Regions from separate parts of the Homo sapiens genome. Here region 1 is linked to region 2. Evidence: read pairs that join two places in POLR2A ChIA-PET (ENCODE). Cell type or tissue: Panc1. All regions are shown on one strand. Region 1 holds the start of PARP16 (poly(ADP-ribose) polymerase family member 16). Region 2 overlaps SLC24A1 (solute carrier family 24 member 1).

Evidence for each region. Peaks named below come from ENCODE experiments on the same cell type or tissue, not always from the same donor. Only the 100,000 strongest peaks of a DNase experiment are listed, where the experiment ranks them.
Region 1: POLR2A ChIA-PET joins it to region 2 with 23 read pairs; 2 of 35 experiments call an interaction of 5 or more read pairs at or near these places.

Annotation. Positions count from the first base shown.
Region 1 is chr15:65,282,891-65,286,890 of GRCh38, forward strand. PARP16 (poly(ADP-ribose) polymerase family member 16) reads right to left here and starts at 3,993. Exons shown (of 6, transcript NM_001316943.2): 1 at 3,363-3,993. The coding sequence starts at 3,536. It overlaps SNORA24B (small nucleolar RNA, H/ACA box 24B), which reads right to left and starts at 2,701; the gene lies at 2,571-2,701. RefSeq lists a silencer at 3,678-4,000. In Panc1, no CTCF peak of the experiment used is centred here; no DNase peak of the experiment used is centred here; H3K4me3 peaks cover 1,271 bases; H3K27ac peaks cover 1,111 bases.
Region 2 is chr15:65,627,233-65,631,232 of GRCh38, forward strand. The region is part of intron 2 of SLC24A1 (solute carrier family 24 member 1); the gene reads left to right. Among named protein-coding and RNA genes, the nearest start is that of SLC24A1, 7.3 kb to the left of the region's middle. In Panc1, no CTCF peak of the experiment used is centred here; no DNase peak of the experiment used is centred here.

The DNA.
Region 1 (4,000 bases), 340 kb before region 2:
GTGAGATCTATCAGGGGCACTTTTACTTTACTGGTATCATTTGAATTTTTTATAATGAGAATATATTCAAACATTACCTGCATAATTAAAAATAAATTTTAAAAAGCATGATCAAAACAACTCCACAAGCCCCTTTGCATGTATCCCATATTCACCAAACAAACCTGATTGCATTCGCCAAGACCTTCCAGCAGAAAGAAAATAAGTTCCAGATTCTAGTCCACTTAGAGATATGTTTCTTGGTAAAAATTAAAGCTGCACTGTGGCCAAGTGCAGTGGCTCAAGCCTGTAATCCCAGCACTTTGGAAGGCTGAGGTGGGAGAATTGCTTGCGCCCAGGAGTTCAAGACCAGTCTGGACAACGTTGTGAGACCCCATCTCAATTTTTTTTTTTAAAAAAAGCTGCATTGTGAGTTTGATCCCTCTGACCCCAAACACTCCTCCCAAACAGGTCCCTCTCTCACCCTGCCACCACAGGTGTCTTTCTGGATCTCACCTCTATACCCTCCCCTGCCCAAGGATAAAAATCTCCACAACTTAGCAGGGCATGTGTAGCCTTGCATGCTCCATAGGCTGGCCTCATCTCTTCCTGTTCCCCACAACAGTCACACTAAATCACAGTCTTGTCCTTCTCTGTAAGCTCACACCTCCTGGCTGACCATCCTGCTACTCCTCCTGGAATACTCTTTCCCTCTTCTCTGCTCTTGAAGTTCTGCCTTGGGACTTGGCAAGGCATCAGCCTCCACCCCTAGATGGTGTTCCCTGAGCCTGGCCCAAAGCTGAGAGCTAGGGGGTGTCCTTGCTCTGGGCTTCCATGTTGTACGGCGCTTACCTAGTATGAGAGGTTAACACTGTTAACCTCTCCACGGGTTAATCCTGTATCCTTAGCACCTGTCCCATAGCAAACACTCCATAAGTATCTGTTGCCAAAACTGAATGAAGTTTCGTACCCAAGGTCCTGATACACCACACTCAGAAAATTGAGTATCTGAACCTGCAAGAACAAATCTCGAGGGAAGTCAGTCAATTTGCCTCTTTCTCCAACCTCCCACTTCCGGTACCCTGAAACGCCTGTGCACTGTGGTCACCACTTGAGATGCCCTCGACACATCATTAGGTGGGCTACCAGGACCAGGTTGGGCCAAGAGGCTCAGCCTTTGTCCCTCAACCTCCTAGGAATGATAGCAAAGGAGGAACCAAACACTGATGATTTCATCAGAGATAACGCTAAACACGTGTTGATTCTAAATACCTCCTTTAATCTATCAATGTGGTTCGTGCCATTAACTGATTGCCTAATATTGAACTAATTTTGCATTCCTGGGATGAACCCAACCTGGTCATAAGGAATTACCCTTTTTTATACATTGCTAGCTTTAAGATCCTAATACCTTGAAGATAATTTTTGCATTCATACTCATGACATTGGCCTATAATTTTCTTTCCTCTTTTTTTTTTTTTTTTTTTTTTTTTGAGACAGTCTTGCTCTGTTGCCCAGGCTGGAGTGCAGTGGGGCGATCTCGGCTCACTGCTACCTCTGCCTCCCAGGTCCCAGTTCAAGCAATTCTCCTGCCTCAGCCTCCTGAGTAGCTGGGATTACCAGCATGCACCACCATAATGGTGAGACAGGGTTTTACCATATTGTCCAGGCTGGTCTTGAACTCCTGACCTCGTGATCCACCCGCCTCAGCCTCCCAAAGTGCTGGGATTACAGGTGTGAGCCACCGCACTCGGCCTATAATTTTCTTTTTTTGTATCACCCTTATCAGATTTAGGGTCAAGGTTATGCTAGCCTCTTTTTTAATACTCTGTGTAAAACTGGGAATTACTTATTCCCTCAGTGATTGCTACAACTCACCAATGACACCAGCTACGTCCAGAGTTTTCTTTGAGGGAAAATCCTTGACTACTAATCCAACGTCTTTTTTTTTTTTTTTTTTTTTTTTGAGAGAGAGACTTGCTGTGTTGCCCAGGCTGGAGGGCAGTGGTGTGATTACAGCTCATTGCAGCCTCGACCTCTTGGACTCAAGCCATCCTCCCGCCTCAGCCTCCCAAGTAGCTGGGACTACAGGCGTGCATCACCACACTCAGCTAATTTAAAGAAATCTTTTTTGCCTAGGCTGGTCTCAAACGATCCTCTTGCCTTGCCTTCCCAAAGTCCTTGGGATTACAGGCATGAGCCACTCAGCCTTTTTCTTCTTTTTCTACAATAGTCTAGAAAAGTTCGCCCAATAACCTGGCACCCTCCAGGTTTTTTTTTTTTTTTTAATGGAGTTTCATTCTTGTTGCCCAGGCTGGACTGCAATGGCGCAATCTCGGCTCACCACAACGTCCGCCTCCCGGGTTCAAGCGATTCTCCTGTCTCAGCTTCCAGAGTAGCTGGGATTACAGGCATGCGCCACCACGCCCGGCTAACTTTTTGTATTTTTAATAGAGACGGGATTTCTCCATGTTGGTCAGGTTGGTCTTGAACTCCCAACCTCAGGTAATCTGCCCGCCTTGGCCTCCCAAAGTGCTGGGATTACAAGCATGAGCCACCGAGCCTGGCCCCTCCAAGTTTTTAACAGTGAAGAATGTTACTTGTGCAAGTCAGAATCTGATACCAATTAAATGGTGACAGCTTTGCTGGTAAACAAGAATATGCTCTTCCATGGCAAGGAAGGGAGACTGCCACACTTGACAGGTCCCAAAGATACATGGAGTTCAGTGTCTTTAATGAATATCAGCTATTGGCGATTTCAATTTTCTGCTTTTTATTGAATCGATTTTGGTAAGTTATATTTTTCTAGGCAATTCCAAACATTTGGATTATAAGGATAACTGATATCTTGAATGCTGACCCAGAGGTGAACTCTGCAAAAAAAGTGCCTGGTGAATCAGAGAAATAACAGCTTACATATGTACTGGATGTTACAGTTTATAAAAGTACTGCCCATAGATCACCTCATCTGAAGACCAATGTCTGGGCGGCTTTGGTGACTTTTTGGTGTCTAATTATTTGCAAAAGGATGGATAACTTTCTAGCTAAGCAAAACAGCTGATTCACATCAACCCTATTCCTGGCCAGGCTAGAAAATCTGTGGAGGACTATGCAACTATTCCTCACTTCAGTCCTCGGAGTCATTTGTCATTGACAGGAGAGAAGCAGCCACCAAGTGCCTTGGGAGTGAGCGTTGACATGAGGGTGTTAGCAGTGTTCTTAGCTCATGGAAACCTTCCCCAAGGCAAGGCAAGACCAAGCTGGGAATGGAAAGTCTGGCGGCTGTCATGTTTACTAATGCGGATGGAACTGCCTCTACCTGTGGTTCCACAGGGCACTTGGTCCAGGACGCAGTGGGCAGCGCCAGGACAAAGCACACTCACCAGGGCTTCAAAGTCCTTACAGTCGCCGCGGGCGTAGGACGCGGGGAAGGGCCGCAGCACCGAGTCGCGCTTGTAGCTCTGCAGGGCCGAGGCGAAGAGGCTGCACCGGAGGTCGGCGGCCAGCATGTCGCGGCCCGCCGCCTCCCTGGCGGCCGCCCAGCCTGAGGGCTGCATCCCAGGTCACTGCGCGTTGCCGGGGTAGACGCGCTGGTTAGGGGCAAGGGCGAGCGTGCGTTCAGCGCGGGGGCTGGGCCCGCGGACAATGGGCCGTCAGGGGCCGGGTTCCCAAGCCTGGGGTGGAGCTAGGCAGGGGGCTGAGATGACAGGGGTGAGAACGTGCCGACAAGTGTCCTCTGCCGGGGTCTGGGCCGCGGCTCGCCGCCGAAGAGAGAGACCGAGGCCTGGACCGCGGGTCGGCGGGGAGGTTGGGCCCAGGGATAAAGGAACTGGGGCTGGTGGGGGGGAGGGGTTCCCGGCCTAGGGGAAGGGCTATGACAATGGAATGACAACCGCGGGAACGTGCTGACACGTGTCCTCCGCGGAGGCCTGGGGCGGGAAGCAGCCCCCGGGGGACGGCGGGCAGAGCCCACTCTCCGCGACGGGCGAGGCTGCTGCGCCGCGCGCGCCTTCCTGCCCCG
Region 2 (4,000 bases):
TAGACAGGTCCTTTGCCCTCTCTAGGAGAAATGACAGAGTCCAACTAATCACTGAAAGGTCCTGTCTAACTCTAACATTCTATGATAATGTCTGTGTCCAAGTGAGTTCAGTTCTGTCAGGACCCAATGCAATGGTTATTTGTCTGATCTGGTCAACTGAGCTTCTATTGTGTCATTTGCAGATGATCCAAAAAAGGAAATATCCTGCCCAGGGTCATATAGCCAGCAGGTATCAGAACTGGAACAGGAACCCAGTCTCCTAACTCCCCATTCAGTGCTATTTCCCACCAGACTGTCCTCCATGAAGCCAAAGGCTTCAAAAAGAAAGAGAGGCTTAGAGCATTACAGAATTTAATACAAGGAAACAGGAACCTCCCTCCTAATGCAGGTCTTAGGGCAGGCCTTGCTAAGTTCTCAGGGGTGGCCATGAAGTCCTGGTATTCTCCTCTGAAGAAAATGCCTAATGCTTTGGTGTACAACAGGCCAGCAGTTTCCAAAGTGCCTCTGACTTGCTTCCTAGTCCCTCATAGTAATTCTGCTTTTATTTAGACTCTACAAACTCTGACCATCAAAGCAAAGCTTGCAGGACAAATGAAGCATAATCATCATTTCAAAAGAGAATACATAACCTACTGAAGGGACTCTTCAAGGGCTTTAGTAGCAACTCCTTGCCAACTAGTAAGCACAGTGATGATTACATCTCTGTTCTTATTTGTTGAAATAGATCCAGTATGAATTTTTTTAAAGAGACAGGGTCTTGTTCTGTTGCCCAGGCTGGAGTGCACTGGTGCACTCATAGCTCACTGCAGCCTAGAACTCCTGGGCTCAAGCAATCCCCACCTCAGCCTCCCTAGTAGCTGGGACTGTAGGCATGTGCTACCATGCCCAGCTAATTTTTAATATTTTGTAGAGATGGGGACCTCACCATGTTGCCCAGGCTGGTCTCAAACTCCTGGTCTTAAGTGATCCTCCCGCCTCAGCTTCCCAAACTGCTGAAGTTACAGTCATGAACCACCACACCTGGCCCCTTTAGCATTTTTTAAATGTCATCACCCCTTCAAGGATGCTTATTTCCCTTTAACCAGATCATAAGTCTGGTCACATCAGGCTTATCACTGCCACTAAATGGGGAAATAATTTTTGTGCCTCCTAAAGGGCCAAGCCCAGTGTCTTGTTCTTAGAAGAAGTTCCATAAGTATTTAGTTCAGTTTCCTCAGGTAATCCTAAAAGTTCCAGAACTCTAGTTTAGTGAGACAAAGGAGTCAGGGGTTGAGAATCCATGCTTACGGAGAGCCTATTCCATACATACATTGTCTTAACATTTCTCATAAAACCATACAAGGAATGGATTACCTTCATCTTGCAGGTGAGGAAACTGAAGCTCAGAGAGGATAATTACTCAGCCAAAGTTACACAGCTACTTGGTGATCCTTACCATTGATCATGAATCACGATATCTGGGTTTTAAGCCAGGTTCCATTGCTGACTATTCCTGTTTCCCTGGGCAAGTCAATGCAATACAACAAACCATTATTATTAAGTTAAATGAAAGCCACTGTGGGAAATAAAAAGATTGTATCCAGTAGAAGGGACAAGCCTAGAGAAAATTAACTGCAATGAAGTGAACCCTGTGCAAAGTGCTACAAAGCCACTTTGCTTTTCAAACAGGACTTAGGTTGCTCGTCTGTAAAGTGAATGGATGAGCTATGTAGAAGTTGGCAAACTTTTTCGGTAAAGGGCCAGACAGTAAATATTTTAGGATTTGCAAACCATATAGTCTCTGTCAAAGCTACTGAACTCTGTCCTTGTAGTGTGAAAGCAGCTACAGATAATAAATAAACTAATTGGAATGGCCACGTGGTATTTTAGTAAGAGCAACATACTTGCAGGTATTCTTCTTCCTGAGCAACTTGGAAACATACAATCAGCGGAGAACAATCCATTTTATTACTGGATATTCACCCACCTGATAGCTGTTGAGTTTCTGAGCTGGAGCATCTTTCACTTTACCGTTTATTCTGCCCTGAGTATCTAGAATCAGGATAATGGTGTTTTAGGAGTGATTCTAATCAGAATTTACTTAAGAATATTTCCAGAAAAAAATAAAGGACTTAGTATTTGACATAGACATATAGTAAGTATTTTAGAGTCTCACTTTTGATACTGGCTGAAAAAAATTCAAAGCTAAAAATATTTTGGACAACATCGTCAGATTGACATATATTGGTTTGAGGATGCCTTTTATGACCCCAGTAAGGAAATGGTAAATGTTTGCATAGTTATCAACACAGTCTAACTCTGAACACAGGCTGTCTCTCTGAAACTTAGTTTTCAAGTATACTTGGTTTTGAAGCTCTCAGTGTATTTGTTCTGGCCAAAAATGATAAATCTCTGACCTGCCTTGACCATGCATAGTCACAGAAAGCCAACAGACAGCAAAGCAGAGGCGCTAGGCTGGCTGAAAAGCATTATTGGTATTTGAAGGACAGCAGGGGCCCTTCTTTATACTTGACTAGATTAGCCAGGAAGCACCAGCCATCTACATGAGGTGTATGATTAGCAAGACAGTCCTGTGGAAAGCCAATGGCAAAAAGGGATGCAAAGCAGAGAAAAGAGCCTAGTTGGGGCTCCTTTGGAAGCTCCGTACCCACACTCTTCCCTCGAGAATACTCCTGGGGAAAAGTCTGCTATTCTCTCCTAAATGCACTGGGGGCTATTTTCATCCTGGAAGGACTTTTTTATTTATTTTTGAGATGAGGTATTGCCCTGTCACCCAGGCTGGAGTGCAGTGGCTCAAGCACGACTCACTACAGCCTTGACCTCCCAGACTCAGGCAGTCTCCCTCCTCAGCCTCCTGAGTAGTTGGGACTACATGTGCATGCCACCACACCCAGCTAATTTAAAAAACTTTTTGTAGAGAAGGTGGGGAGGGGGAGGATATGGAGGTGTGTCTCACTATGTTACTCAGGCTGGTCTCAAACTCCTGGCTTCAAGCAATCCTCTCACCTTGACCTCCCAAAGTGCTGGGATTACAGGTGTGAGCCACCACCACGCCTGGTCCCTGGCAGGATTTTAAAAATTAAACCAATCAACAAGACCTCAAGCAGACAAACCTGCTGCCTGTTTAGGGGCTGGTCCTCCCTTTTCTTATCAGGGTTGGCATTTATCCTAAGGGCTTCTATCAGTGACCTATAGAGCCAGCTACCTGCTTTGGAGGCAAGGGGCTGTGTGCAGGAAGCAGCCGCCGAGAACCCCCCCTGCCTCTGTGGGTCCTGCCTACACTAGACTCCAGGGAACTCACTGTGCTGCCAAAGGGCCCACTGTAGCCTGGGCTGAGGGGTTCCCTTCTTCGACTCTTTGAATAATAATCAGTTTCCCTCTAATTGTCAGGAAAAGATGGTAAGAGTTGAATGCTCAATTTTAGGGTTTCTCTTCATAAAATTTTCTTAATCTTTTGGCCAGGTGCGGTGGCTCACGCCTGTAATCCCAGCACTTTGGGAGGCCGAGGTGGGTGGATCACTTGAGGTCAGGAGTTCAAGATCAGCCTGGCCAACATGGTGAATCCTCATCTCTACTAAAAATACAAAAATTTGCCAGGCGTGGTGGCACGCATCTGTAATTGCAGTTTCTCGGGAGGCTGAGGCAGGAGAATTGCTGGAACCCAGCAGGCGGAGGTTGCAGTGAGCTGACATCATGCCACTGCACTCCGGCCTGGGCAACAGAGCAAGACTCTGTCTCAAAACAAAACTAAAACCTAACCACAATATTAAAAAAAAAAAGCTTTCAATGTTCACCTGCTAGTGGGTGCCAGCAGATGACAAAATGAATGCATGAGAAATAAACAAATATTAACAGAAAAACTCAAACATCTGATCACATCTAGTTTAACAGTTTGTTGTTTTCATGGATATGTGTAAGCTTGTAGTTGAGATTTTACATGCATTCATACAACCCAGTAATATTTTCTCCTAGTGCATATGATGGGATTCAATATGAAATT